Linked DNA regions of Homo sapiens: all the other regions are linked to region 4. Evidence: chromatin loops called from intact Hi-C (ENCODE). Cell type or tissue: mammary epithelial cell. All regions are shown on one strand. Links, peaks and the distances in the headings refer to the core of each region. The heading gives the core; the rest is flanking DNA.

The links. Peaks named below come from ENCODE experiments on the same cell type or tissue, not always from the same donor. Only the 100,000 strongest peaks of a DNase experiment are listed, where the experiment ranks them.
Region 1: it touches region 4 in a loop (19-fold over the local background); 61 of 110 quality-filtered maps call a loop at or near these places.
Region 2: a loop joins it to region 4, with 4 times the contacts of the local background. A loop is called at or near these places in 4 of 110 quality-filtered maps.
Region 3: it touches region 4 in a loop (10-fold over the local background); 4 of 110 quality-filtered maps call a loop at or near these places.
Region 5: it touches region 4 in a loop (9-fold over the local background); 37 of 110 quality-filtered maps call a loop at or near these places.
Region 6: a loop joins it to region 4, with 8 times the contacts of the local background. A loop is called at or near these places in 8 of 110 quality-filtered maps.
Region 7: it touches region 4 in a loop (9-fold over the local background); 12 of 110 quality-filtered maps call a loop at or near these places.

Annotation. Positions count from the first base shown.
Region 1 is chr3:59,856,007-59,860,313 of GRCh38, forward strand. All of the region lies in intron 8 of FHIT (fragile histidine triad diadenosine triphosphatase), which reads right to left. The region is part of intron 1 of LOC105377113 (a long non-coding RNA gene); the gene reads left to right. Among named protein-coding and RNA genes, the nearest start is that of MIR548BB, 760 kb to the right of the region's middle. In mammary epithelial cell, for the core only: a CTCF peak has its summit at 1,929 (motif pointing left); a DNase peak (open chromatin) is centred at 1,845.
Region 2 is chr3:59,422,548-59,426,854 of GRCh38, forward strand. All of the region lies in intron 5 of CFAP20DC-DT (CFAP20DC divergent transcript), which reads left to right. Among named protein-coding and RNA genes, the nearest start is that of CFAP20DC-DT, 340 kb to the left of the region's middle. RefSeq lists a silencer at 2,237-2,356. In mammary epithelial cell, for the core only: no CTCF peak of the experiment used is centred there; DNase peaks (open chromatin) are centred at 2,304 and 2,994; H3K27ac peaks cover 1,096 bases.
Region 3 is chr3:59,311,364-59,315,670 of GRCh38, forward strand. The region is part of intron 4 of CFAP20DC-DT (CFAP20DC divergent transcript); the gene reads left to right. Among named protein-coding and RNA genes, the nearest start is that of CFAP20DC-DT, 230 kb to the left of the region's middle. In mammary epithelial cell, for the core only: a CTCF peak has its summit at 2,182; no DNase peak of the experiment used is centred there.
Region 4 is chr3:59,210,025-59,214,331 of GRCh38, forward strand. All of the region lies in intron 4 of CFAP20DC-DT (CFAP20DC divergent transcript), which reads left to right. Among named protein-coding and RNA genes, the nearest start is that of CFAP20DC-DT, 130 kb to the left of the region's middle. In mammary epithelial cell, for the core only: a CTCF peak has its summit at 2,305; a DNase peak (open chromatin) is centred at 2,307; H3K27ac peaks cover 900 bases.
Region 5 is chr3:59,573,858-59,578,164 of GRCh38, forward strand. All of the region lies in intron 6 of CFAP20DC-DT (CFAP20DC divergent transcript), which reads left to right. Among named protein-coding and RNA genes, the nearest start is that of CFAP20DC-DT, 490 kb to the left of the region's middle. RefSeq lists a silencer at 1,586-1,880. In mammary epithelial cell, for the core only: a CTCF peak has its summit at 1,747 (motif pointing right); DNase peaks (open chromatin) are centred at 234 and 1,744; H3K27ac peaks cover 433 bases.
Region 6 is chr3:58,639,140-58,643,446 of GRCh38, forward strand. FAM3D (FAM3 metabolism regulating signaling molecule D) reads right to left here. Exons shown (of 10, transcript NM_138805.3): 7 at 988-1,038. Among named protein-coding and RNA genes, the nearest start is that of FAM3D, 25 kb to the right of the region's middle. RefSeq lists enhancers at 1,292-1,792, 1,793-2,293 and a silencer at 1,595-1,754. In mammary epithelial cell, for the core only: a CTCF peak has its summit at 1,661 (motif pointing right); a DNase peak (open chromatin) is centred at 1,702.
Region 7 is chr3:58,996,804-59,001,110 of GRCh38, forward strand. The region is part of intron 4 of CFAP20DC (CFAP20 domain containing); the gene reads right to left. The region is part of intron 2 of CFAP20DC-AS1 (CFAP20DC antisense RNA 1); the gene reads left to right. Among named protein-coding and RNA genes, the nearest start is that of CFAP20DC, 51 kb to the right of the region's middle. RefSeq lists an enhancer at 1,175-2,374. In mammary epithelial cell, for the core only: no CTCF peak of the experiment used is centred there; DNase peaks (open chromatin) are centred at 1,868, 2,688 and 3,148; H3K27ac peaks cover 4,000 bases.

The DNA of each region.
Region 1 (4,307 bases), core at 193-4,192, 650 kb after region 4:
TCCTGACTTCGTGATCCACCCGCCTCGGCCTCCCAAAGTGCTGGGATTACAGGTGTGAGCCACCACGCCCAGCCAATAGATAAACCTTTGACAATATCGATTAAAAGAGGAAGATGTTTTGAATGAAAAAGTGAATATTTATTACAACTAAAATAATAAATGGCTATTGTCAACAACTATCTGTCAAAATTTTTAAAAATTTAGATGAAATGTATAAATGCCTAAAAATTTATAACTAACCATAATGGACCCAAGAAATAACAAAAAGTTTATATAGCCCTATGGCTATTAAATAAATTAAGGTAATTGTTAAAATTTTTTTTGCAAAGAAAACATCACACCAGGTGATTTTACACGCAAATTTTTCCCAATGTTCAAGGAAGACATCATTCCAATTTTATGCAAACTCTTCCATATGATAGAAAAAAAGAGATTATTCCCCATAGATTCTGTAAATCAGTATAACCCTGTTACTAGGACCAGGCATAAAAATCACAAGGGAGGAAAATTACAGCCTTCTCTCACAAAGGAATATAGATGCAGACCATTCTTCTTAGTAGTATACTCAATTGTAAGGCATAACAAATTTTATTTCCAATATACAAGTAGCAGTGTAACATTACAGAAAGATTTCATTAGCTTTGGAATGTACCATTTTTCTAGCTGTATAATGTAGCAATGTTATCTAATTTCTCTAAGACTCAGTTTCCTTCTTTGCAAAATGGCTTTTTATAATATCTATCTAATTCTGTGGGAATTAAGGAAGTAAACAATATAAAGCCCTTAGCTCAGAGTCTGGAAGTAACAGTAAGCAATAATAAGTTACAGCTTCTATTTATCAAGTACTTAGCTCCCCGGCTGAGTATTTTTTTTTTTTTTAACTCTCCTTTAATCCCCACAACCACCCTGAATGGTGGAGATTATGCTCAATTAGTGAATAAAGAAACTGAGTCAAGTGGAATTTCAACAACTCACCCAAAGTCACATAAGTTGCAAAAAGTCACGCTAATGTAACAATCGCAGTCTCTGAATACTGATGCCTGGGGTCCTTTCAAATGTGGAGCTGATATTACCAGCTGCTATCGGGGACACAGCACTTCCTCTGAGGGGCACTGGAGTTCCTTCCACAAGGCATGGAATGTGTTCACCTTTTCAGGGGAAGCAGTTTTCAAGTTGGGGTTTGATTTGTGACATGTGAGATTAAATTGCAGCATTTCTAATGGAAAGGCTTCAGAGGGCAGGAATGAGCGATACACTGTCATTTCTCCATCTCTGCGTGAGGAACCTTAAGCACTAATGAGATCAGATATGTCACCGCAACTCTCTCCACTCTGCCACAGATTCCAGGTCAGAATATTTTTTTTTTTAAACATTCTGGCCACTTCACTGCCTACCTGCAACTCTCTACCACGTTCCTGACATATAAGATTTATGATAATTTACCTTAGGCAGGGCTTGGAGTTTTATTCCACCAGGTTATCAAAAATGTTGCCAATAATCTCTTTCATATTTTCATAGGACAAGATTATACAAATAATATTCCACCCTATTCTTTCCCTAGAGAAACTTACATATCGATTAGACAGGGAGGCCTAACAAAGATTCAAGAGTCAGTTTGTCCTATGAGCGTGGAAAACACCACTCCTGTTAAAGATTACAGAGTGACGTCACTTATGACTATGCTGTGCAAAGTGCTGGGTTTTTTTTTTTTTTTTTGTATCCTAAGGGGCTTTATGCTTGTCTTTGTACTATTGGTGCCTTGGGAAGGAAAACAAGAATGCATTTCTCAACATTTATGTCTGCAGCGATACTGGGAACTGTGAATGCTAACATATTTTTAAAGAGCTCTGATAGAGAGAAACCAGGTGGTGAAAGAAGGTAGTGAACAAGCCTGGATACAGAAAGGTTTAGAGTAGAACTTACGGGCGCCACCTGCTGGTCCCCTGACACCACTGCCCAGAGCTTCCAGTTCCCCTAATTGGAGTCTCAGCTTTATGGCCAGTTGGCTCAGCTGAATATTATTAAATGATTTCTGTCTTCAACTATGCTTAGACACAGCCTTGGAGACAAGTAAGTAATGCAGAGAGAGTAAAAGGGAGTGAGTAGATGTCAAAGAATGGTTTGCCCATTCAACATATGTGTGACTGCTGTGAAAGGTGTATGGGAGTTTCCCACATCATCTATCAGCAAAAAGACATAAATGGTGATCTTCCTTCCTTTTCCCACCTTCTTTTTTTTTTTTTTTTTTTTTTTTTGAGATGGAGTGCTGGAGTGCAGTGGAGCGATCTCGGCTCACTCCAACCTCCACCTCCTGGGTTCCAGTGATTCTCTTGCCTCAGCCTCCCAAGTAGCTGGGATTACAGGCGCCCGCCACTACGCCTGGCTAATTTTTTGTATTTTTAGTATAGACGGGGTTTCACCATGTTGGCCACGATGGTCTCAAACTCCTGACCTTGTGATTCACCTGCCTCGGCCTCCCAAAGTGCTGGGATTACAGGTGTGAGCCATCGTGCCCAGCCTTTTCCCTTTCTTTCTTGGAGAGAAATGATAGCATCTGAGGAGGCAGGAGCGAGGGGTGTCTTGTGGAGGTGGGTAGTGATGGCAGCCTGCTCTGTAACTGAACATGCAGGGCAACGTGGGGAGAGGGGTGCTGCATGGATGGGGGCAGTGGTGTTTCTAGTGTGTGAGGAAGCAGAGCAGAGGATGAGATGTACGCAGGTGGTGGGCAGTGAAGGCTAATATTGAACAAATGAGTATATATATTAAGGATAATGGGAACCAAGTTTCTGTCAGAGAAGGTATTTATAAATGTGGAAGGGGGAAAAGACTTAGATTTGAATTGAAGATACTGATATGAATTCATGTGGCTTATGTGTAAACATATACACATACCCAGATATGGAAATAATAATAAGTGTGTGTTTGTGTGGACTTATATGTACATATTTCCTAGCTCTGTGTTGACTGGGTCTCAAAGCATTGACATCACAGGAACAATAAGCATGCTAAGCACCCAGATCTTGATTTCTAAAATCATTCTACACGGACAGGAACCAGAGCTGCTTGGAGAAGTGGCTGATTCCAAGGCTGGACAGGGACAGTATAAGATGATCCTGGAGCATCTTTTTTGTACCAGAATATAAAGAAATGCTCAAAGAATGATGGGGAGATCTGGCAAGTACCAACTGGACCAGGTGATCAAGTGGGGATACGGTCAGTGTGGTTGCCTTCTGATGTGATATGCTGAGAAGAGCTCAGCAGCGTTTTTGTGGAATTCCTGCCAAGATGGCATGGAAGAATACATGACTTGAGTCTAATAATGAAGAAACAGTGGAAGCTCCAGAGAAAGAGTCATCCTACAGGAAAAAAAGACCTATACTCTTTAAGGCAGGAAAACACGAGACAGGGAAAGAATAAAAATCCATTCCAGGCTGGGTGCTGTGGCTCACGCCTGTAATCCCAGCACTTTGGGAGGCTGAGGCGGGTGGATCACCTGAGGTTAGGAGTTCAAGCCCAGCCTGGCCAACATGGTGAAACTCCGTCTCTACTAAAAATACAAAAAATTAGCCAGGCATGGAGGTGTGTGCCTGTAATCCCAGCTACTCCAGAGGCTGAGGCAGGAGAATTGCTTAGAAGCTGGGAGGCGGAGGTTGCAGTGAGCTGAAGATCGCGTCACTGCACTCCAGCCTGGGCGACAGAGGGAGACTCTGACTCTCAACAAACAAACAAACAAACAAAACCATTCCAGATTGGAGGAAACTGATGAAAAATAATAATTAAATGCAGTGTATGTTTCTGTATAGCATCCTGGACCAAAAAAGAAAATGTCATCACTGAGACAGTTGGCAAAATGTGAATGGGGCCTGTGGACTGAATGGTAGTGCTGTATCAGTGTTGATTCCTGATTGGAAGTGTTTTTATAATAGTAATGAGAAGAGTGCTCTTGTTTTGGGAAGGTAATCAAACACCTGAAGAGTGATGGAGCATCATATCTGAAAGGGAATATCTATATATTGATCTCTCTGAATGAAAGAGAATTAAAATGTTGCAAGGTGGATAATCAGGGTGAAAGGATACCGCAGTTCTTGCTACCCTTCTGTCGGTTTGAAACAGCTTCAGAATTAAAAAAAATACTAAAAGTGCTGAGCTCTGAGAAGAAGAAAATAGCATAAGTTTAATGGGAAAATTATGTTATACATGATTAGAATCCTTCTTTGTTTTCTGAGAAGACCCTTTGTTGGGAAGAATTGATGATCAGGAATGCAAATGAGAATGGCCAAAGGACAGCTAGCTGACTTACAAAAAGA
Region 2 (4,307 bases), core at 200-4,199, 210 kb after region 4:
TTTCATCATTGCATTTACTAAGTACAGTCATCTATCAGTATCTGTGGGGGATTGGTTCCAGGACCTTCCTCAGATACCAGAATCAGCAGATGCTCAAGTTCCTGACATAAAACGATGTAGTAGGTGCATGTAACCTATGCACATCCTTCCATATACTTTAAATCATCTCTGGACTACTTCTAATCCCAAATACAACCCTACATATTATTTCATTCTCATGGATTCAGTGGAGTACCTGGTGTGCAGCAAAATCAAGTTTTGCTTTTGGAGTTTTGTGGGATTATTTTTCTGAATATTTTCCGTCTGTGGTTGGTTGAATTCATGGATGAGAAGCCTACTGATACAGAGAGTTGCCTGTAGCTTCCTCAATCATCTCTAAAACTCCTTGGAGAGTCACAGTGCCTGTCCTGCTCACACCTCCATCTAAAGGAAACTGCCCCAGCCCCACTGCCCAGGGACCACCTTTGAGGTCACACGTGCCTGCTTCTTTTTTTTTGTTTTTTTTGTGACCGAGTCTCGCTCTGTTGCCCAGACTGGAGTGCAGTGGTGCAATCTCGGCTCACTGCAAGCTCCACCTCCTGGGTTCACACCATTCTCTCGCCTCAGCCTCCCGAGTAGCTGGGACTACAGGTCCCGCCACCAAGACAGGCTAATTTTTTGTATTTTTAGTAGAGACGGGGTTTCACCGCGTTAACCAGGATGGTCTCGATCTCCTGACCTCATGATCCGCCCGTCTCGGCCTCCCAAAGTGCTGGGATTACAGGCGTGAGCCACCGTGCCCGGCCCACACGTGCCTGCTTCTAGGGTTGCAAGCTTGACCTACTAACAGCTGACCCACAGACCAGCCAGGCTGGGATTTTGGTGACCTAATTAAAATATTAGCTTGGCCAATTACTTTCTCTTGGGGATTTTACCTAAGTGCAAAAAGGCCCCGCTAATTTTCAGTGACAGCTGAAGCAGAAAGGATAGATTATTAAACTGAGATTTTTAGCCTGGGGTCCACAAACCCATTTCAAATCTTTGTGAGATTTGGGGTTTGTATGTATAAATGGTATGAGCAGATTCACAAATTTGAGGTGCAAGTCGGGTCACACAGCTTATTCACTGATTACTTGCTCCACTCCTTAGCACAAGTTTCACTATCACCCTTTCAGGACCCCCTTACCCATGAGTAATCCAAGAACTCTGAGGTTCCGCGGTGCTAAGGGGCTCCCTCCAGTTCCCATACTCAAGCCAAGAAAACTGGAAACCGATCAATCCACCGCTACTGACGCTCCCTGGTGCCATGCTGCGTCTAGGTCAAAGCCTGGTCTCCTCAGTCAACAGCAGATGTCATCGCTGTCCTGATGGAATGAGGCCTGTGTGGTTCCTGGACGGAGAACTGAAATAGTGTCTTAGAGCTGGCACAAGATCTCAGTGCTCCAGGGCACCACAGGGGCTGGGTCGGTGCTCGTCCTGGTGTCTGGTGTAATGTGGACCTGGAGTCCCGTCCTTTTATCTTCCAGGGGACAGGATCTCAAAATGCAAAGCATGCTATCTTCCTTCTCCTTGTCCCCATCGCAGGAATACCTGTGCTTCACATACCCTTTTGAGTAAAACCCAAAGTGGTAACAGGGTTTTCTCTCTCCCCCGCTTTCTTTTTTTACGTGAGTCAAAGCTTTGTGAATTCAAGGTGGATTTCTGAAGCTTCACTCACCAACGCAGGGAGAAAAAAATGTTAAATCAACAACAAAGCTTGATCTTTAGATAAGCATTTCACTACCTATGCATTTATCTGAGAAGTGGGTCCCTCGTTCTGATGGGATTTCCAGGGGCATTCATGGTTCAGCAATAGATGATTAAGAGAGAGAAAGAATCAAGAACCGCTACTGTAGAGAGAGGGCCCAAGGGCATCCCCGAGGCTGTAAGGGACAGTGTCAGGAGGTGCCTGAGAGTGAATGAGGGGAGCAAGCCAGCATGCTGGACAGAGAGGAGAAAATGCCTGGCCTGTAACTGAGTTGCATGAAGGGGGTACTTGAGAGAGTGCCACGCAATGTGGCTGCGTCTCACAGACACGTCGTGGAGAGAATAAGGAATAAGAACTATAACATTCCATTTATACAAAGCTTGAAAACAAGCAAAATTAACCTACAATAACATAGGTGAAAAGAGTTATCTGGGAGGGTACCAGCTGGGTAGAGAAGGCAGTGCTGGGCAGGCTGTCTATCAGGGAGAGGGTTACTGTTTCTTAAAGGGCTAGCTGCTGATGATTTTAGGCTTGGAAACTGCCAGGTCTCTGGGGCAACTACTCACACAGTCATAGACAAGACATAAACAATAGGCGTGGTGGTGTTCTGATGAAACCACAAAACCAGTAGCAGACCAGATTTAGCCTGTAGGCCTGAGTTTGCTGACTCCTGATCTATATATCTATTAATATCTTGGTGTGGGGTGGTCGTTACGTTTTGTATTCATATATAAAAATTCACTGAACTTGTGAATTTCATGATTTAGATACTTTATTGTATGTAAATTATATCTCAGTTTTAAAAAATCTATTAAGAGATTAAGTTTAAAACAAAACAACAAAAATCTTTGTGGATTCCATGTAGGTATTTCCTAGAATGAACCAGGTTCTGCAATCCAGAACTCATCAGAGCCTCTGCTCTTGGGTTTTATGAGGTTGTCAGTGTATCCTCACACCACTCTGTCTTTACTTGAGCCAGCTGGAGTGGGCTTTGTGGCAGAGAAGCCCTCCCAGAGCTCCTTACCACCATTCTGTAGGGCAGCTTTTACCACCCGCCATGAACGATGGACCAGGCTCCTGGGGTTAAATAACCTGCCCAGGATCACATAGCTCACACAGAGAATACACAGCTCCCACAGCTCAGTCCTTCCATATAACTTTAAAACTCTCTGGACACAAGTCCATCTTCCCCTGGGCAGTTACAGAGAAGCTGCATTTTCTAGGATTCGATTCAGCCTCACGTCGGAGTTACCTCATTGCTGCCTAGCCTTTGCATTCTCATGTTCCAGCTCATCGGTGATTGTTTGTTCTTGGTGCTGAACTTGACAGGAGATGAAGAAAAACACACAGCCAAGGTCAGAGAGCAGCAAACTCTCTCCTCCATTCAGTCTGTTTTCATGTTTAAACTGCACCGATTAAAGAAAATCATCTGGACGTTTTGTCCAAGCACTTGGCCGGGCTGGTGAGGGTCATCCCTGAGCTCCGTCCTCCCATGTCTGTAAGCCTTTGCTTACCCACATCCAATCTCACTGATCCCAGGATGAAGACAGAAGAGAGAAAAGGGATTCTGACATTAGCCATCACCATTAGGGTTTTTCAACATCTGACCATTAGGCAAGGTGAAAAAGAAGAAAAGCTGTTTTTCTGGGCACTTTGGGCCTGAAGAACTTCAGCTACTTAAATCAGAAGCAGAGGCTTTGTTGTTTTGGTTTTGTCTCTGTCATTTAGAGGGCTCAACCTGTGTCATGAAATGCAGCACTCTTACCTTTGTATTTTGCAGTTAAGTTGTGAGAAAAGCCCTCAAGTGGCCGAGAAGGTTGCTTGAAAGACGCACGCACCTGGGTGTCTCCAGTCATACTCACACAGGAAGGAGTGAGCAATGAGGGTTAAAACCATCCCCAGACGGGACCACCCCCATGTCTCTTTGCCTCCCCATCCCCTGTGTTGGTTTCCCATGGCTGCTGAAACACATTATCTGAGACTTCGTGGCTTAAAACTGCAGACATTTATTATCTTATAGTCTTGGAGTCTGATGTGAGTGAGTCTCACTGTGCTAAAATCAAGGTGTTGGCAGGGCTACCTTCCTTTCTGGAGGCCATTTCTTACCTTTTCTGGCTTCTAGCAGCTGCCTGCCTTTTCCTGGGCTTACAGCCCCTTTCTCCATCTTTGAAGACAGCAATGTTGGATCTCTGCATGCCTTTCTTCCGCAGTCACATCTCCCTTGGACCGACACTCCTTTCTCTTCCATTTTTAAGGACTCTTGTGATTACGTCGGGCCCATACGCATAATCCAGGATAATAAAGCCAACCAATTAACTTCAATTCCATCTCCAAGCTGATTCCCTGTGCCATGTAGCCTAATGTATTCACAGGTCCAGGGATTAGGACATGGACATATTGTTTGCCTCCTGTCCCTCATGCCCCGACTCACCAGGGCTGGTACCCAGCCTATCCAAGACACACTCATTTTCCCTGAACATATATGTGCCAAACATAAACAACAACAAAAAGTTGCGTGGACTCCAGATAGGTAGTTCCTAGAATGAACCAGGTTCTGCAATCCGGAACCCAACAGAGCCTC
Region 3 (4,307 bases), core at 212-4,211, 100 kb after region 4:
GGGGAAGGAATGTGTAATTTGTTAAAAGTAATTCCAGCTGTTTTATTGCCTTCCAATCCAAGATAATTGCACACAAAGATATTCATTTAAATTATTGACATTAATTCGCTAACTAGAACTTTAAATAATAACTTCATGCAAAAGAAAACTCAGTGAAGTCCCAGAAATAAACAAGATTTAACAACTCATTGGAACTGTTTCTACATTATTATAAATCAAGCCTACATTTCTGTAATTTTGGCAGAAACAATTTTCTTTCTGCATAGTATGGAGTTAAATATCCTGTATAGATGGGGCTTAATAAGTATATATTTTAGTTCTTATTAAAACAACTACACGGACAACTTTCTTCTTCCCTCTTTATTTTGTTCTTTATATAGTCCATTTCTAGAACTTGTAAACTGAAACCTTATCATAAAACATTCATTTCAATGGAATCGGTGGTAATTTCATGACACAGCCAACCCTCAGAATCAGCAGGAGACTGGTTCCAGGACCTCCCTCGGATCCCAAAATCCATGCATACTCAAGTCCCGGATATAAAATGGTGTAGTATTTGCATATAACCTAAGCACATGGGGCTGAGTGTCCCATATACTTTAAATAATCTCTATATTACTTATAATACCTAATACAATGTTAATGCTATGTGAACAGTTCTTATACTGTATTGTTTAGGGAATAATGACATGCAAAAAATGTCTACATTTTCAGTACAGATACAAGTTTTTTCCCAGATCTTTTCAATGGATGATTGGTTGAATCCACGGCAACTGAAGGCATGGATACCGAGGGCTGACTGTACTTTCATTTATCCCACAAATTCTGAAGCACCTACTATGCCAGGCATTGTCCAGGTGCTGGGATACTCTGCTGCATGAGTCCTCCTTCCTGCCTTCACAGGGTTCCCTTGTAGTAGAGGCAGACAATAAATCATTACATAAGATCATCTCAGCTAGTGCAGGGATCTGTAGAAATGTGAAGCCAGAGGCAGGCGGATCACGAGGTCAGGAGACTGAGACCATCCTGGCTAACATGGTGAAACCCTGTCTCTACTAAAAATACAAAAAATTAGCCGGGCGTGGTGGCAGGCGCCTGTAGTCCCAGCTACTCGGGAGGCTGAGGCAGGAGAATGGCATGAACCCACGAGGCAGAGCTTGCAGCAAGCCGAGATTGGGCCACTGCACTCTAGCCTGGGCGACAGAGGAAGACTCCGTCTCAAAAAAAAAAAAGAAAGAAAAAAGAAATGTGAAGCCAGGTGACGGGGAATATAGTGGTGGCTGGGCGGTGAGACCAAAGAGGGACCCTTTCTGAGGAGGTGACATTGAGCCGAATGGTAAGAAAAACCAACCCCTTAGGGGCTGAGTATACTGAGCGCTGAGGTGGGAGCAGCTTGGTGTGGGTATGCTGGAGGACGAGAGAGAAAGATGGGATGGCTGCAGAGCTGTGAGGAGGGGCAGGAGATGCAGTCAGCAAGGTCGGCTGAGGCCAGCCCAGGTAGGCTCTGGTCAGGGTCTGGATTTTATTCTAAGTATTTTTGTTGTTGTTGTTGCTGTTATTGTTGTGTTGGGTATTTGGAGGGTTTTCTTTCTGTTGTTTGTTTTTTTCTTTTTGAGACATGGTCTCGCTCTGTCACCCAGGCTGGAGTGCAGTAGTGAGATCATAGCACACCGCAGCCTTGAACTCCTGGACTCAAGCCATCCCCCAACCTCCTCAGCCTCTGGAGTAGCTGGGACCACAGGTGTGCACTACCACACCTGACTAATTTTTTTTTTTTTTTGGTAGAGATAGGGTCTTGCATGATCTGATTTATCTTTTAAGATCACTCCAGCTTGTAGGTGGAAAATGGAGTTGGTGGGGAGGATGGGTAAGAATGAGAGCAGGGTGTGTAAGATGGCCTCTAACCAGAGGTTCATTATTAGAATTGTCAGAGCCTCTGCTAAGTGGTTTTATTCGTGGACAGAACTTATTCTGCTTCATGTTCTCTCTTGACCTTGGGCTTCAGGATATTGGAGGAGATGATTCCCTCCAGATTTAATATCTTAAAAAGTCTACTCTCTGGACCCCAAGAAATTTCCCCAATGGCTCACCTGCCTCACTGCCCCACTGCTGGAACATTGAAGGTTCTTAGCTCTGCTGGTGAATTTAGTGGGTGCCTTGTGATACCACAGAGAGGCAGATGGGGGCAGCAGGAGCCAGAGGTGGAGACAGCGCTGCCTGGGAGGCCAGGGTCACAGGGAGCTGGCAAGAATCATGGCTCCTCCTGGAACATGGAGTTCCTTCCAGAGAGAGAGAGTGGCTTCGGAGTCCTGGCTTGACTTCATTTCAGAGTAGCAGATATTGTCCACACCAAATGGGAAATGTTTGGAACCTGGAACCTACTTCCTTCTAATCTTACTTAGGGTTGCTTAGCTGCAGAGTAATCTGAGAGTTACCCTGACACTAGGATGGGTGGGATATGATTTGAATCAAGTCTGTTTTACCATTATTCCTGCCTTGACTGTGTGCTTTAATTCTCTGAAAGGAGCGCTTGCCACCATTTAGCCTGGTGAATTCCTTGCAGGCAGAAATGGTGCCATGGTTCATTTCTGAATCCCAAAAACTTTCCATAGTTTCTGACATATAAAACCACTGACTATGTGAATGAACCACCATGTCCAATGTAACCAAGCTACAGTGTCTATGGCAGCTACCCGAGCAGGGCTTTATTTCATTCTTGTGTCTCAGTTCTATCATGGACCTCCTGTTGTGAACACTCTTCTTCAGAAGATTTGGTCTCTCTCGAAGGTCAGAACCACCTTCCTGGCTCTGAACCTCCTTTCAGTAACTAAGCCTTAGTAACAGGTTACTGGCTATCCCTCACTCTGCCTGACACTCCAGTGTTTTCTCCCTTCCCTCTCCTGCTCCCTGGCCAGAAGACTTCTCTTGCACTCTGCCTCTTAATCCCATCAGGAACATGGCAGATAGGTCATGTGAGTCTCTTGGCCCACCAGGTCAAATGTCTGACCTGGATAGGGTCAGCCAAGCCCCTGGTCCATTGAGTCCAGTCTAACAGCACACCATCTAAAACAGTAAATTCAGTAATAGGGTCACAACTTTTAAAATGACATTTCTGTTCAGGCTCCCATAGTGAAGTGACCCTGTAAATTAACAATTTTCTTCAGCCCACCTCCACTGCCCAAGATTGATGAGTCATATTTATTCTCAACATTAACAGAACTTTTCAAATGGAGGCATCAGAATTCACAACTGAGCTCTGTTCTTTGACCCACGGTTTGTACAGAAAAGAATTTCATACAAAGACATTCCATAGCTAATTTTCAGTACAGGTCAACGCATGCAATTTCAAGATGCCTTTGTAGTTGAGACTAGGAAGAGCATAGGAAATAAGAATAAGGCAGACAGAATTCCCACTGAAGGGTGGTCTCTTGAATTCATCCATGAGAAAGCATTTAACCTCTTGAATTGCAGTGAAAGGACTGGTCAGGGAATGAATAAATTGCCCGCACCATGGAAAACCAGGTGGCTGCCTGAACACATAGCAGAAGATCTAATTCAATTTAGCAAGATTGTGGAGGGGTTAAGAGCTTAAGCCCTGAAGACTGAGTCTGGGTTCTTATCGCTGCTAGATGTGTGACCACAGACAGGTCACTGAACCTCATTGTGCCTCAGTTTCCTTGATTATAAAATTGGGATAATACTAGAACCTTACTTTTAGAATTCTGAGGATTAAATGAGTCAATAATTGAAATTGCTTAAGCACAGAGAGTGGCACAGCAAATGGCAGCCTTGATTATTATAATCCTTACTGTCACTCTTACCATCCCCAGTGCTGTTTCTCTAGACCATGCCGCAGTCATATGTCACCTGGAGTATGGTATTTATTGGGAGGTAACACTGCAGTAGACTCCTCATTGATTCCTCAGCATCTGCCATTGCCTTACTTAAATCCTCTCTCCTCAGTGTGACCAGAGTGACCTTTTGCTAAAATAGATCTGATCATGTCACTTCTGAATGAAAACCCTTCAGTAATTGCCCATAACTCAAGGACCAAGTCCATATTTCTTCATCATGTGGCCCTGTTGTTTAAAGAACCAGTATGTGACTTCATGGTCCTAATTACAATCTCAATGGACTAATTAACTGTGTGATCATTTAATATCTATCTGCTTACTTACACTATGACCTCAAAAACCTAGTGGGGAAAGAGTTTGCTGTTCCAACCCTGGTGCCTAGCACAGTGCCTGTCACATGATGGGTACCTAGTAAATATTTGCTGAGCTATTGACTAAGTATAAAGAAGATTT
Region 4 (4,307 bases), core at 167-4,166:
ATCACAACACTCTAACTCCACAAAGCCGGCTTGCTATTTTTTGATGCTCTTTTTCAGCTTTCACTTGCTATGGACACCACTTCAGGTTTGTTGCCCTTGGATGCAGGTGTTTCTGAGATAGGCAGGGTGTTTTATAATATATGAATACTTTCACTGCCTGCATTCTGAAGATTTGGAGATGCAGGTTATCTGCTCTTGAAACCTTCTTTGCTTTTTTCATGGTTCTAAGTTTCATCGCTGTTTCAATAAGCATTAACTCTTGATTGCTCTCTTTGGCTGCATTTTTCAGCTTTAAATGTGTTTTTTTTTTCTACTGCCCTTATAAGCCAGGGAGCAGAGGCTTTCATGTCTTCAGGAAGTCTCTCTTCCTCCTTCTTCTCTGATTACATCCTGCTGATATCCTTATGAAGTCTGGATCTTTTGTCAGATGAACTTTGCTTCCTACCATTGCACCGTGATACATTTTTATGCTAGCATTATAGTGTCTGATATCTGCTTGGCTTGGACTTGCTGGCAGTAATCTTTATAGGTGAGATGATTTATTGTGGAAAATTGAATCCCAAAAGTGTCTTAAGAAACTGTTTTTTTCTTTTGGTGTAGATTTTAGGAGAGACCTTCTTTCCTGCTTTCATTGATTTCCTGTGGCTGAGTGATATTTGCAAAGAGTTCCAGCCTAATATCTCTTTTTGTAAATCAGCAGTCAATTCTTTGAGACTATTTTTAGCTCTAGAATGTTTAATAAGCCTTTCTCTTTATATATGATCAATATGGTGGTTCTAAACTGGTGCGCCTGGACTTCTTACAGGAATGTCCTCAAACTTTGGTCAATGTTTAAAATTTAATTTTGCTAACATTGAGTCATACAGTTTTGCTGTTAGGGTGTTGTTTGTCACATGAATTGTTGACCTGAACAGATCGTATAATGCACTATACTTTGGGGTGCTGCTTGTGGCAAACGTGCATTTCAAAGTATAGCATAATGTCAATTTAGTGTCAAAGAAAGGGTTTCCATTTACTGGAACGTTGATTCTTACCTTCCTTAATTCTAAGGGATTGTGGTCAAGGCAGAAAACAGTTCTCAGAGAGAGTTGTGTAAGGTGGCTAAGGGTAGTAGGATGGCCATAGACACTCCTATAGGGGTGTGAAACATGATTATTTTTTGTGATACTTCATGTTTTGTAAGTATTTCTGTCTTTTTACAATCTTGTCTTTAGACTTTTGATATTTTCATTTATATCACCAAAAAAGTATAATATGTGAAGGAATACATGCCGTGAACATACTAAGGTTTATTCTGGGCAGGCCTAAAGAGAAGGAAGGCTTACTATGCTGTCTGTATTATTTTCATTTGGGTTAGGGAGGAAGTGGACCTTTCACATTATTAATGACTCTTCAGGAAGTAGTGTCCTCATTGCCCTTTAACTTTTTGAAAGTAGGTGGCAGCATACCTATAGCTACTTCCAAAAATAGGACTGTGACTTTCTGAAACGCTCTCCTTTGTTCTTCGGAGATGCTCCATGATCTCCCTTTGTGCCCTCCATCACCTACAGATTGCAGAAGTGGGCAGGTGGGCTGGAAGCAGCCTTTTTCCCACAAAGCTGTTTGTGAATTTCCTTGCACGGTTTCATCAGGGCAAGTATTCAGAGTTTTCTAGTAGTAATTAATGGTGTCCTTCCCTTGCAGGATAATAAGGATAACAACCAGACCTATGTAGACCAGATTCTGTTGCTCATAAACTCCATGCTGTTGTTAATACATTTGGTTGGATTTGTAACAAGAAGGGCTAGGCATTTTCTTACTTGCTTTTTCATCGTACAATACTTGGAGTCCCTTTATTGAAAGTTCCAGAGCTATTGTACTTGTGACAAAATACAGTAGGTTATCAGATTTTACTGAGGACCATTTTCAGAAATTGGTAATCTTGCCTGATTAGTATATTAAAAAATACTTAATGAGTATTTATCACCTTCAAGTCCTCAAGGGAAAGCTCCAAGAAAGTCAGTGGAATGGGGATCCAGATACCTATATTAAATCAATACAGCATCGTAGATTTCTGCAGTTTTCTTTGGTACCGTGTTTGCCTCATTCAGAGCCAAAAAGATCCCTTATGGAAACAGGTTTATGTATTTGAAAATCTCTGGCATTCTTTACTTTAAAAAAGGCTGCAAGTGAAGTAATTGCTATGAACTGTCTTGCTATATGAGGAAACTAGGAACTCTTTTGTTGAAGTTCTCCCCACACAACTACAGACTAGTAACTAGACCCTTATCTGAGTGTCAGTTCTGTATTTCAACCAGAAGGGTGCACTGTTGTATCTTATTTATTGCTTGGGGTTGGTGGGGAGGAAGAAAAGGAACAGAACAATGTTCTTTCCAACCATTATATGTCCTGGTAATTTGCTTTTTCTTTTGAATTTTATTAGCACCCTAGTTCAATTCTTGAATTCCTGGATTCTCTTCACACCTTTCTTAGTACAAGTGAATAAACAGAAAGTTCACAGAGGAAGAAGTTGCCAGCATGTTGAAAAACTGACTAAGGAATATTGCCTTACCTTTTCCAAATGTTCTCTCCTCTGAGGGAGGAGTTTATCACCTTTGTTACAGATGGGACAGGTTTGGCAGTAGATGCCTGCAGATGCAGAGCTCTGGAATGTTCCCAGCCTTAACATCTGGGGTACAGCTGGCTTATTCCCAACTTTCTTTCCTGCTTTCCTGGACTGGGGTTATTGTTTTGGGGCTTAATTACACTCTGGCTCTAAGGAGGAAGACACGATCATCCTCTAGATGTTATTTAGGCCCCCAAATTGGTACTGTTGAGGTATTAGATTTTCACTGGAAAAAATATGTATGTGTTGTCCTTTCTAACTAATTCTTTAAAAAGTCACACATACAACCGAATCAATAACAATAACAAAAAGCCCTTTATCCTGAAAGCTTATTGCTAATGAATCATCTTACATAGACCATGCAAGGAAAGAGCAAGACATACATGAAATACTTGTCTGAAACTTCTTTGGAGATATATTTGTTTTTGGTTATAGTTGCATAGATACAGAAATACATGTTCAATGTCAGATTTCTCAAGTGTGGAATTGACATGGTAAACAGCTAGGAGTTTATTGATACTCTCTTGTTAACACCGTGCATTTCAGATTTCAGATTTCAGAGTTTTCCCATGAATCTTTTTTGTTTTTTCTTTTCTTTTCTTTTTTTTTGAGATGAAGTTTTGCTCTTGTTGCCCAGGCTGGAGTGCAATGGCATGATCTTGGCTTACTGCAACGTCTGCCTCCCAGGTTCAAGCGAGTCTCCTGCCTCAGCCTCCCTAGTAGCTGGGATTACAGGTGGCTGCCACCACACCTGGCTAATTTTTTGTATTTTTAGTAGAGACGGGGTTTCACTATGTTGGCCAGGCTGGTCTTGAACTCCTGACCTCAGGTGATCCACTGGTCTCGGCCTCCCAAAGTGCTGGGATTACAGGCTTGAGCCACTGTGTCCGGCCTTCCATGAATCTTTCTAATTATATACTATCATGATTTTTAATTAACAACATCTGAAAATATGAAGGGTTGCCTCTTATATAAGAAAGTAAGTACAAAGAAAATGGTAACATCAGCCTCAGGATGTGTGAATGGCTCATCATAATTTTATCTATGTTTAAAATGTAAGGAAAAAGATGAGAAGAAAATATGCCTAAATGAACAATGCCATTGCCTCTGGATGGTATGATTATGGGAGATTTCTTTCTGCTTTTTGACACTTCTGTACTGTTCAAATTATTTACAATGAGAATATGTTATGTTTATAATTAGAAAAGAAAAAATAGCTTGTCCTGTGCAAACTGAAATAGTCAAAGCAATTTAATAGGAAGTTTCTCAACATCATCTTGTTACAGATACCAGATTTTAGCATTTAAAGGCAAAAGTTTTAAAATGTAAATGGTCATATGCATTTATGGATTTAACATTTAAAAATCAACTTCAACTCAACAGTGTCCAATTTCTAAGGGTTGCCTTGCTACATACACATGAATATTGATTTGAATCCTGAAGTTACCATTTTCATAGTAGTGTCCATCCCTATTCAGCATTCTGTAACCACAGCTAAAGGGCTGACACCTATCTGACTACAATTCAATAAAATAGCTAGTATCACTCTTCTTTCTTTCTGTTTTTGGGTAAGCCAATTCTTGGACTAAATTAACCCAGTCAACTGATGACCTCTCTATCATGAAAGCACAATGCAAGTAACTAAAAATATTTGGATCAATTAATGACCAAACAGACTCTCCCTAGCACCTGTGCTACCATT
Region 5 (4,307 bases), core at 201-4,200, 360 kb after region 4:
TATATATACTATATTTTTTTCCTATACATACATGTCTATGATAAAGTTTAATATAAATTAGGCACAGTAAGAAATTAATGACAACAATAATAAAAATGGAACAATTACAACAATATCCCAGCATCACTACTCTTATGCTTTGGGGCTTTTAATAAGTACAATACAGGTTCCGTGAACACAAGCACGCAGTCCCTTGGCAGTCGATCTAATAAACAAACTCGCTGCCAAGTGACTAATGGGCAGGGAGTGTGGACAGTGCAGACACACTGGACAAAGGGAGGATTCACATCCCAGGCAGGACAGAGCAGGATTTCATCACACTCAGAGAGCATGCAATTTAAAATTGATGAATTGTTTATTTCTGGAGTTCTCCATTGAATATCTTCTGACTTCCAATTGACTTTGGGTAACTGGAACCATGAAAGCAAAATTGTGCATAAGGAGTATTACTGTGTTTGGTCTTTCCATGTTAAATTAAGTATTTAGATCAAACATAGGGATTGGAAATGTGAATTCTGGAGCCAGGCAGCCTGGGTTCAAGTCCCAGCTCCACCAGTGGCAAGCTAGAAATCCTTGTGTAAGCTGCTGGGACTGTCTGTGCCTCAGTTTTCTCACCTGTAAAATAAGGATAGTAATTGTATCTTCTTCAGAGAGTTGTTGTAAGGATTAAATGCCTTAATCCATGAAAACACATGTGACAATGCCTGGCATATGGTAAGTGCTCAACATGGGTCAGCTTCTGTATGGTCTACACATTAATGCATTTGGCTCAGAAGCAGTCTCCTAGAGTCCTCTTCCTAGGTGCTAAGAGCCTTCCATTGTGTGTGAGGCTTTCTCTGTGTTGAAATGTGTGTTTAAAATAAGGACTTGGGCCGGGCGCGGTGGCTCACGCCTGTAATCCCAGCACTTTGGGAGGCCGAGGTGGGCGGATCACGAGGTCAAGAGATCGAGACCATCCTGACTAACACGGTGAAACCCCGTCTCTATTAAAAATACAAAAAATTAGCCGGGCGTGGTGGCGGGCGCCTGTAGTCCCAGCTACTCGGGAGTCTGAGGCAGGAGAATGGCGTGAACCCAGGAGGCGGAGCTTGCAGTGAGCCGAGATCGCGCCACTGCACTCCAGGGTGACAGAGCGAGACTCCGTCTGAAAAAAAATAAAAAATAAAATTAAATAAAATAAGGACTTGACAAGAGCTGCTCACTGCCCAGGAGAGGTGGAACCTGGCGCAGTAAGCCCTGGGGTTGGACAGCATCTCTGTTCACCCAGCTCAGTGGGGGTGGCCCCTGCCTCAATTCCTGGTGGGCTGCATTGTCTCACACATGGTGGAGGCCCTGGGGAGAGGAAGGGACATAGCCAAGGAGACCTGGAGCCTGTGGCGGCCTAAGCCTCCAGCAGAGGCCAGAAGGCAACAGGCTTTGATGTGCTGCCAGGCTAAGAATGGGGCAAAATGCCAAGGAACAGAGTGATTGGCACCTCAGGCCTGCTGTCTCTGAATTATCATCTGCTTCTAGAGTTGCAAAGGCAGGTGTTGTCCTGAGAGACAGGCAGGGACAGATGCCACACATGCAGGAGCATGGCAGACGGATTCAAGCTGTGACCCTCCAGAGACCACAGTGATGGCTGGGTCCTCCATGCCCCCTTGGATCTCAAACCACCGGGCAGGTGACTGTCAGCCTTCCTGCACCTTTACCACCCCCGTAGTTACGGGTCTGTGGGCAGCTTCTCCCGAGCAGTTCTCCGAGTGGCCAGCAGATGGCGGAATTTCTCTTGTGTTCCAGACAGAGGCTTTCAATTGGCGTAGCATTTCCACTGCTGAGAACCAGGGAGAATTAAGTACTGGTAACATTTTGAAAATAAAATGTAGCAGGCAAAATACCTTGGAGACCACAAATTGGGAGAGCCTTTTAATTTTTTTAATTTTTCAGAAAAAAGATGAAATATACATTAGAATTTACAAAACACTTTTATATTCATCATCTCACCGTAAAAAGGGAAAAGATGAAAATCAGTTTTAACCCCCTTTTGGAAAACAGGTAGGCTGCAGCTGAGTCTTCCATCTGCATGATTGTTAGACTGTAAATTGGATCACTCGGTGCTAGTATGTGACAATATTATTATTGCTGTAATGATATTGATAATGAGAATATCAGAAATAATAGCTGCTATTTATTAAATGCCACTATGGGCTAAGCATTTTACATGCATTATCTTGTTTAATCCATAGAATAACAACACGATGCAGGGATACACAGTGATTTACTGTTGAATCTTGAGACTATAGCAGCAGCCTCGTGCTTATTGTCCCAGAAGTAACTCAGCATCACCAGACAAAAGCCACCAAGAGTTAACTCACAGCGGGATTCGTCCTCTCAAATAAAAACATGCCAACCTGTCCCTTTTGCTTAGAATTTAATTCTGCTACTATTTTCCTCTGTCCTGCTTAGCAGAACATACTACATATTACATTAATAATAACAGCAACAATAATAACAACTATCATTTATTCAATGCCTAGTATGTGCCAGGTGCTATTCTAAGAAAATCTTAAAACCTCACAGCAGCATTACTGGGTAGGAACTTTTAATCACCACTTTACTGATGAGGGAAATAAAGCCCAGAGAGGTCTGGCAGTACTTCTAAAGTCACACAGCTAGCAAACAGCAGTTAACTCCAGGGGTGGGAATCTGTCACTAAGTTAATGGCCCTCGTGTCTTAATTGTCTGAATGAATTTCCTACTGTATATTCCTTGGTTTCATCCCAGCGTCATCATTAGTCTGACGTTCTGCTTGTAAGAGCATTTTCTTGATGTTCCATTCTTTGCCTCCATGGGATTTTTTTTTTTTATGGTGAGTTTTGCCTCTGAGCTTGTGTCCATGCTAATTCCAAACCAAAAATACAGTCCCAGTTGGTGAGTCCAGATTGGTGGTAGGGACACACTCCATATCCCAAGATAACCCTGTATTTCTAAATTATTGGAGGGATTTGACTGTTTGGCAGAGCAAATGGGCATGCAAGATGTTCATCTCAGCAGAGTTATTTTACGTCTTTTTTGAGTGTGTCTCTTTTCTCTGGCTCAGAAGAAAGGGCACTGTAGGATGACTATAACTAACAGTAATTTATTATATATTTTAGATAGCTAGAAGAGAGGCTTTTGAATATCCCCAACAGAAAGAAATGATTGATGTTTGAGTTGATGTATGTGAATTATCTTGATTTGACCTCTATACATCGTACATATTGTAACTTCATGTTATACCCCATAAGTATGTACAATTATTATTTATCAATTAAAAATAAAATAAAAAGAAGCAAAGGGCACTTTGCTTCCTTCCTCAGCAGGTGTCTCATGGCCAGCACTGGCCGGAGTGTCACAGTTCTGAAGCCTTAACTTAGATCTCTCTCTGTTGTTCTCTCCCCCTCTCCCCTCTCTCCTTTGTCCCTACTCCACTTTCCTTCCTCTCTTGTGTGCTCTATTTCCAGACACACTTTTGGGTACCCCATTTGGATGAGAAAATACAGGTTAGGTGTACATATCAGCTTCCTGTGTGCTGTCAAACTTTCTTTATAACATTTGGATTTTGGAAGTGCCTCATGGGTGTATAGGATGGATTTTTGCCAGAAGGGCTTATTTTCAGGCCTCGTGAATACCTCTATCAGGTGAAGACAGCTGTCTCTTAACAACTCAAGTAATAGTGCCTGAGGCCTGGTTAGAAATCCTGTTGCCTCTGCAAATGGGACTGTGGCTGGTATCTGGGTTCCCCGTTCTCAGCCTTCACATCCCAGTTCCCAAAAGTCTCAATTCCCAAGGCTCAGGTGGACCACTTCCTTCCTTTCTGCTGCCAGAGAAAGACATCCTGTTTTAGGGGCTACCCTCCAAGTCAGGAGCTGCCATCAGTACTCAGAGGGTAGTACCAGCTGCAGAATGCATTTCAGAGCTCAGGGAGCCTTGAGGCAGGACAGGCTGGAGGTTTCCTGCAGTCAGTTTACCGGGAGAACGTTTTCAGAGTGGGGTCTGTGGAATGTTATTGGCTACCACATGTACATAGGCATACGTGCGCTCTCTCTCCCTCTTTTTCTTTCTCTTTTTTTCTCTCTCTCTCTCTCACTCTGTCACACACACACACACACACACACACACACACACAGTCACACTGCTACAACCAGGATACAAAATGGTTCCCTGGCTGAGCAAGCCCCGGGAACATTGGATTAAACTGTTTTCTCTCAAAGGTCTTAATTCTAAAAAAGGGTCACAGCTTGGAGGGTTTTCTACATTTTTTTAGGCCAAGGAGTCTCTTCTGGCAG
Region 6 (4,307 bases), core at 105-4,104, 570 kb before region 4:
TCATTCTGACAGATGATTTCCTTGCTTCTGAGTCATCTGGACGGAATGAGGGAAGAGGGGAGCGAAGGGGAAGAGGAGGGAAGGGAGAAGACTAACATAGCTTGCCTGGACCCCTCCACCAGTCAGGCTGGATACCCTTCCACCAATTATTTCAGGTTATCTAATCTTCACATCAATTTTATGGAGTGGAAACTATAGCTGCCTCTATGTCACAGATGAAGAAACTGAGGCTCAAGAGGCATCACTTGCTTCAGGTCATGCCGCCAGTAGTCTCTGACACCGGAGACTGGACGTTTTCCATAAACCTGGCCCCAGGCCACGCTGAACATCAGTAGGACTCCAGGCAGAATGTCTGGTCCTCAGCCCCTGGCCTGTCCCCATCTCCTGTTGCCCCTGTCCTCAGCTCTATCCTGTACCAGGAGGAGGGACCTTGCACACCGCATGTGGGCACTTCAGTGGGCCCATCCAGGCTCCATCCACAGCACCCTCCCATCAAGCAACAGCCAGCCCCTGGTCACCCCTCCATCCTGGGGGAGTGTCAGAAGCCTGGGGGTGGGGCACACCTGGTAAGAGACCTGCGTGGGCCCTGATGCAGACTCCAGGTCAGCACACTCCTAGCTCTGCGGACTGCTCACCCATGAGTTGGGATGGAGATGGAGGAGGGCCGGGTGGGGTCTTATGAAGCCCTGGGCTGAGGACAGGGTTCCAGCTGCCCATCTGACGTTTCCTGAGCTCACTTCTTAAATAAAGCATTGCACTTGAATCCCTGTCTCAGGATCTGAGTCTGGGAGATCCCAACTGAGATGGCCAGAAGGAGTTTCGAAAGCAGCAGGACACCCTCAACCCCCCACCGCACCTCTTCCTGGGTGCCTCCTGTGGAAAGAAGCACCAGGTACCTCGAGCCACCAGGTCCCTTGCCACATGAAGAGGCTCAGCCCTCTGCACCGCACCCCCGACTGTGACTTCAGTGTCAGCAGAGGCACCTACCTCCAGAGTACATGTCAAATGCCTTCTGTCCCAGCACAGCTCCCGTGGTTCCTAGGGGTTAAGAGGAGAACGATTATCCCCTGTAACACGTGTCATTCTGCCTGTCGTTCTGCTGAAAATGCCTAATCTGTAGTCTAAGATCTAAAAACAGAATAAGAATCTAATGAAATCAGGTCCTATAAAGAGCACGCAGGACTAAAGTAGGTTTCCAGGAATGGCTGGGCTCATCTGAGAGGTTCAAGAACGTAATGGCTGAGGACATCTCTGGAATCGAACTGAGTCTACTCAGTCTGAGTCGGTGTTCTGTCCTACCAGTTTCTAACGCAGGACTTAGCATTTTGACCTCAATTTTTGCATCTGTACAATGGGTTGTGGGAACTAAAGGAGATACATTTAAAATATTAATAGTAGTCATACAAGATGAATTTTAGCTGCAAAATCAAAATCAAAATGACAGTCGTCATTATTATTCCCACCTAAATAGAAAACCTACAACTGGAGTCCTCCACCTCTTGAAGGCAAAGGGATTTGTGTTGGGCTAAGCGGTACTCAGTTTCCCAGGGTCCAGTAACCTGGATTGCGTTTGTGGGTTTTGTGGGAGGAGGTGGCCGAAGGCCAAGCCCTCCAGGGAACCGAGTCTTCTGGAGGAACGTTACAGTTCGCGCTCTCCGCCGCTAGATGGAGGCGTTGCAGAGGGGATGGCAGCTCCGAGGCTTACGGAGGAGGGTGGGGACCAGGCCTAGGCTGTCCAGGTGGCGCGAGCAGGCTCGCTTAGCAGCCCCTCCAGGATTCTCGGGAGCCACGTAGCGTGAACGGAATGCTTCACCTGGGGCTCTTGGAAGGAGTCTATGAACCCATGGGGCTGCTTTTGTGATCGCGTGCGCTTGTGAATGATTCTGCAATTGGAGAGTGTTGGGGGTGGGGGTGGCGGCCAGCATAGCTGGAAGATCCTGAGGACTCTCTGCCCCACTAAAGGTTAAAGACTACTGGATCCTTAGCAATCCTTGTGTTGTTCTTGGTCATATAGATGAGGACACTGAGCCCCTTACATGATTTGTTGGGCTTCCCCACATCTGGCATACATAGCACGCATGTATACAGTAGGTGCTGTATGTGTGGTTGAGACATTTCTAGTCTAGGGAGGTAGTTCAGGTGAATGATTAAGACCTGCAGTTGACTCGATCCAGGTTCAAACGTAGGTGGTTTTATAGGCTGTGTGACCTTGGGCAAGTTGCTTAACCTCTTTTTTTTTTTTGGACAGGGTCTCTCTGCAGTCCAGGCTGGAGTGCAGTGGTGTGAGCTTGGCTGACTGCAACCTCGACCTCCCAGGCTCAAGCAATCCTCCCACCTCAGCCTTAGCTGGGACTACAGGTGTGCGCCACCACACCCAGCTAATTTTTTTACTTTTTGTAGAGACGGGGCGGATTCGGGGGGTGGTTCACTGTTACTCAGGCTGTTCTTGAACTCCTGAGCTCAAGAGATCTGCCCACCTCAGCCTCTCAAAGTGCTGGGATTACAGGCATGAGCCACTGCACCCAGCCTGCTTAACCTCTTTGAGCCTTAGTTTCTTACCTGGGAAATGGGGATATTGAGCATAGCTCCATCCTAACACAGTGATGGGGTTAAATGAAAAGGCACAGTAAGTGCCCAATAAATGCTAGTTCTTATTGCCATTGATGGTTATTTTCATCCTTTTGGCTTTGTGAGAAGCAGGGAAAGAGGCCTAGTCTGGGGCCATCTCATTGGAGAATATTCAAAAAGCTTTTCTCAGGTGCGACCCATTTAGGGGAGAAAGTCAGCAGGTTTCAGCCAGGTCAGCTGCAGCCTGTGCCATTTCCTGCCTGCCCTCGCTGTGGGGTGAGGGCAGATGGATGGGAGTGTTGATGTATGCTGAGGCTCCTACAGTCTTCTGGGGTCTGGCATGCACAAAAGAGCGCTCTGAGACCAGCCTGGGCACACCCTCCCTGCAGGAGGGATGCCACTTCATTGAGGCTGGAGTGGAACAGGCCTGGGCCCTCCTCAAAGCTGCAGAGGAACGGCTGCACTCAGCCTCCTGCCACTCCCTGCCCTGGCCCTTCCTGGGCTCCTAGGAAGTTGGCCAGGGCTGTCCTCTGACTCCCATCTGTCCAGGAACAGCCCCATCACTGCTCCAGGCCTCGACTTCTCCCCTGACCCATTAGGGTTTCTTGGCAGAGCGAGAAAAGGCTTTCTCTGGAGTGAAGTGCAGGGGCTTGGAGCTGGCAAGGCCGGGGCTCCCATCCTACCCTGTTCCTTCCTAAGTGTGCTCATGTGGTCCTGCCACACACAAGCTCGACAAGTTCCTTCCTGAGCATCCCTTACACCTTTTCCCCAACTTGCCCTGACCTTTGTCCCAGAAGTGGCCCTTACAGCCAGTTCTTAGAAAACTCTGTTTTCTAAGAACAGAGGCAGAGAGGAGGTCTGGCTGGGGCTAGACCACCTGGTCCTTACCTGACCCTGTAAGTCCACTCCCTCCTGAAACGTGTCCCTACTTCAGGCTTGGCGGCCCTCTGGCCTCCTGTTTAAGTGTGTGTCCTGCAGGAGATGCAGGGTTATCAAGGCCATGGATTCCCTTGTGGTCTCCCTGCCTCCAGCCCCCCTACTCCAAGCTGGAGGGAGGTTTCTGGAGTGCATGCCTGGCCCCTCACACACTGCTCAAAGCCTTTCCGTGGCTCCCTACTGCTCTCGGCTTCCAGTCACACTTCTTAGCAGGCTTGCTAGCTCCTCATCCTCTGGCCTTGCTGCTGTCCCCAGCCTTGCCTCTCTATGTTGCCCTGCAAACCTCTCTCCCTCCCTTTCCCTTCTCCTCCCTGCACTGTGTTGCCCCTGCCTGGAAAGAGCCTTCCCCAATTTTCTCCTGGCCAGCGCCCACAATCCTTCAGGCCTTAGCTGGCCATCAGCTCCCTCTGGAAGCCTCCCCTGAACCACCCGGGGTCTGTCCCCTGTTCTGCATCCCAGCTCTGCATCCCAGCTCCCATAGCTGTGCTTCCTGCCCCTCCAGAGAGGCTCACCACATTGAGATTGTTTGTGAGCCTCACGGATACCTACGGAGGCTGTGAAGCCAGGGCCTTTCTAGTTCTTGGCTGACCCCCAGTGTCCTGTACAGAGCCTGGCCCACAGTAGCTGCTGCCTGTATTTGTTGAATGAATGAATGAAGGTGTATACTCAGCATGTGATCTTGCACTGTCATTGGTTGTCCCCACATCCTCATTTGTGTTGGCTTAAGCAGAGAGGCTTTGAGGATCGGGTCATGTTTCACTCATGTTCCATAGGAGAAGTGTGTCCTCCTGAGATAGGAGCAT
Region 7 (4,307 bases), core at 186-4,185, 210 kb before region 4:
AGTAGCATTGTTCTAGGTAATTCTAGATGCTTTTGAGACAGCCAGGTGGGAGGGGTTCTCCAACAGGCATGCCCACTGGGAAGAGCGCACACCGGGGTGGAGCCACAGAGGTTCGCACCTTTTGCAGCCGGGAGGAGCCTGGCCCCTCCTCTTCCTGTGTGGAATCTGGGATTCAAGCTGTGGTGGGAAGCACTCCAGGAGGGACTCTGGCCTTGTGGAGGATTACTGTTTCCCCTTTTCACCCAAAAAACTCCTGCTTTACTCACCCTTCAAACTTTCTGTGAGCCTAAATTTTCATGTCCCTGGGACAGACAAGGACGCTGTCTTTAGCTGAACTAAGGAAAAGTCCTGCAACACTTTCAGATGTATTATTTTGTTATTTACAATGGCTAACATTTATTTAATTCTATGTGCCCAATACTTGTACTAACTCATTTAATCCTCATTAAAAAACTTGTGAAATAAGTACTATTAATATTATTATCTCTACCCTATAGATGAGAAAAATGGAAGCACAAATGTTAAACATAGTAAGTAATGAGCTGGGATCTGGCTCTAGAACATGCTCTTACCACTTCACTATACTGCCTCCTTTGAAATCTGAATCCTCATGACAATTCAGTGAGGAAAACAATGTCGCCATTTAAGAGTTGAGAGACAGCACTCCTAGATTGTTAGCTTCCCAAAGACAAAGGCTGTACTAATTGATTCTGCATATTCTCTCTAGAAGCCTCTAATGATGGCCTCAAGCTCATAGGCATTGTAGAGAAATGCAGAAGTGTCATGAAACATGGCCTTCTACTCTCATGAAGCTCACAACCTCATGGAAGAGATACTACCAAGTACAAAGTGGAAGGGCTGCTCTGCCCTGGGCTTGGAAGAATGAATGTGAGGATCAAAAAATTATTTTAAGGACCTCTAAGCCTTGAAAGTAAACAGGTCTAGTCTTGTAAGACTGTAAATGCCCACATGTCTTATTCTACCATTTGTACACTAATGAGATACAGGAAGAGGGACAAATAAGTAACTCTCGATAGCAATGTACAGACTGTAGGGTCTGTCTTCTGCCTTGGGGAGTGGGTATAGGGGGGTCCAGCAAAGAATTAGACAAATAAGATCCCATAGAAGGCAAGGTCAAGACAGTACGTAAATTTATCCTACTCTCCAAAAGTGGGATTGAGAGCTTCAGAGTCCACAGTCAGTCTTCCACAGAGTTGGCCTCTGTGATTTGAATAAAGTGATCAAAAGCACTAGCCCAAGCTTGAAGGTTACTGTAACCAAAGTCTTTGGACTTTGGTAGCTGTGGGGTAGACAGCTGTCTACGGGCAAGTCCTTCAAGGTCATGGCAGATTCTGCAGAAGTGGTACAGACTGCAGTAGCAGCAGTGAAATAAGCTCATTAAGTTTAGGAGGGACCCTCTCAATACATGTCTTCTGAAGTAGTAAAAGATTAGGAGCAAAGATTCTGAAGTCTCATAGGTCTGTTTTAAATGCCCATTTTGTTCCTTGCAAACTGTATATGACTGTGGAGAATTTAGCTATCCTCTGTAAGCCTAAGTTTACTCGTTTGTAAATGGGTGATAACAATATCAAACTCATGGGATTAAACTATATGACACCCACCCATACAGTACTTAGCATAGAACATGCCACAGACTTAACAAAACAACTGATGCTTTACTGCGTCCTTACCATGTGCCAGGAACCCTTTTAAGCTCTCATGCCTATTAACTAATTTATACTTCACAATAATCCTATGAGGCAGCATGGTTGACTACATTATTAATCACAAACAGCCCCTGCTCCTATCTTTGTGGAGGAGGATATAGCCCCACCCTGTGACTCTAGGGTAAGCCATGTGATAGACATTAGTCAGTGGAACTGAGCAGACATGACTCAACAGAAACTCTCATCACGATACTGGCCCTGATGATGACGTGTCCCAGAAACAGGAGCTACTCTTCACTCTGCACCGTAGAATGAAAAAGAACAAAGATGCAGTCTACCTATTGCCCACATGTCATGAGCAAGAAATAAATGCTAGCCATTAAAAATTATGGAGACTTGTGGATTATTTGGTATTATTACTAACTTCATTTTCTGTGGAAGAAATTAAGGCACACAGAGGTTAAGTCCTTTGTCCAAACTCACACAGCTGGTGGACAGTTAAACTCCAAACTCCTGCACATTAACCTCTGTTACCATCATCTTCACTGATGAGGACTGAGACACCTAGGGAAAGTTTATTAGCAGACAGACATGAGAGGGAGATCCAGTGATGCTAGAGGAAGAGAAGAAAGCAGATCAGCAGTCCTGGTATTTAAATGTGATAGAGCTGCAGATCTGTAAGTATGGTAAGAGTGGATGTTATTGTGAACACACAGATTATGGGAGACTTGAACAAGGTCAGTGGAACATATGCTTTATGTGGTGGAAAATTAGAAGCCAGTGATGTCTGGGAGGCCAGGCAAGAAGCCATAAGACAAACAGGCAGCCAAATGGCCTTGAAAAATGCCGACTAGAGATAGCAGCAAGGAGGCTGCTCCAGGCTTCAGACAAGGAGCTAAGATAGGGTGGGGACAGTGGCAGTGTCAACAGAGGCCCACTGAGTAACAGGAGACCTTCACTGACTATCTGAATGTAACAAGAGTCACATATCCAGCCATGCTTGTTAAACGAAAGGAGTGAGGGATAGACAAAGGGGCCTAAAGACTCAAGCCTGGGACAACTAATACCATAATGATGGTATCCAGGCCTGGAGTTATAGATCTTGCACAATTAAATGGACTCTTGGCCCTCTCCTTGGACTGTTACAGTGAATCACTAGAGCTGACTCAAAAAGGGTCTTAATAGATCTTAACAGGACTTCAGGGATTGTACCTGGTGGTAGTTGGCAATTGACACACTAGAAAATACAGTTTCAACTCTGAAAATTTAGTATAGAAATACTACATCTGAATTTTCTTCCTTTGCTCTTTTGCAGTGTATTCTATTTACTGTTGCCATGAAAACTGTCAGAGCCAAAAGGGAGTCACTAATGTAAAAAAAAAAAAAAAAAAAAAAAAGAACCTGACAGAGCACGGGAAGGCCACAAAGAGAGAGGGTTCTTATGCTTGCTTATGCTTGTATGCCTCATAATTAAACAGGCTCTACAGAAACCACAACCTTGCATGAAGGCCATCACAACCATATGGAATAAAAAAACTCTGCAAGAACATCTGCCCAGAAACTGCCTGTCCAACCTTGAACTGGTGTCACCCTTGATCTTGCAGCCAGAGATAATTATTTCAAAACAATTATGTAATCTCCTTCATTTCTTCCTTTAAAAACTTTTGTCTTCCTTTATCTCTCTGAAAACACACATACTTTACCATGGCATATGTATATTCTCATTGCAATGCTTCATTCCCAAATAAACATCTTTTCTTTTAGCGAGGCTCTCTCTGTTATTTAGGTTGATACTACAATACCCTCCATCTGCATGAGATTACTGAGATGGCCAGGAGTGGGTATGGATAAAGCTTAAGGCAGAGGTGTGGTGGTGAAGAAGAGATGTTTCAGCTTCAAATTCCAGTCAAAATCTTTAGCAGTCGAATCTAGCTGGAGTCAGGGAATCTGAGCATGATCATGGTAAAGACAGTAATGCTTGTGTTAATTTTTTAAATAAAGGAAACAATAACCTGATAGTAAGATCTGGAAATAAAATCTTTACCAAGGTAGACAGGGGACTATGAAGAGATTTGGAAATGCTGATGGAGGCCCTCCAACTTGAAGTCAGGGGAAACTGGAAATATTTCAGGGCCTGTCAAGTCATGAGACAGTGGGCACTCAAGGAGAATCGGGAAGATTTGAGAGGTTGAAAATTCAGATGAACAGAAATGGAGGCAGAGAGTGGGTGGCAATTGGAGGGCATACAGGATGTGAAGAACAACACAGAAGGTTTTGTTCCAGGGATGAGAGTAGAGTGTGTTCCCCTCCACAAACAGGAAGGCCCATTTGGAGAGTTTCTGGAACAGAAACCTCAAGAGATACCAACTGAGTTGATATTTAGGTGAATAATATATGAAAAATATCACAGTTTGGAACTCAAATTAAGGTCACTGACTGGAAATTCAATCATAAAAAGACATCACCCAGTGAGAAAGTATAAAAGAAAACTTGATAGGGGGAAAAAGGAAAATGGATTTAAATTAAATGATGAAAAATAAGAATTAACTTATTAATTCCAAGAAGCTTAAAAAAAATTAAATGTTACTAAAATAGGGTGCATATTGGAATTACAGCAGTAAGAGTTAGTAAAGAGAGCAA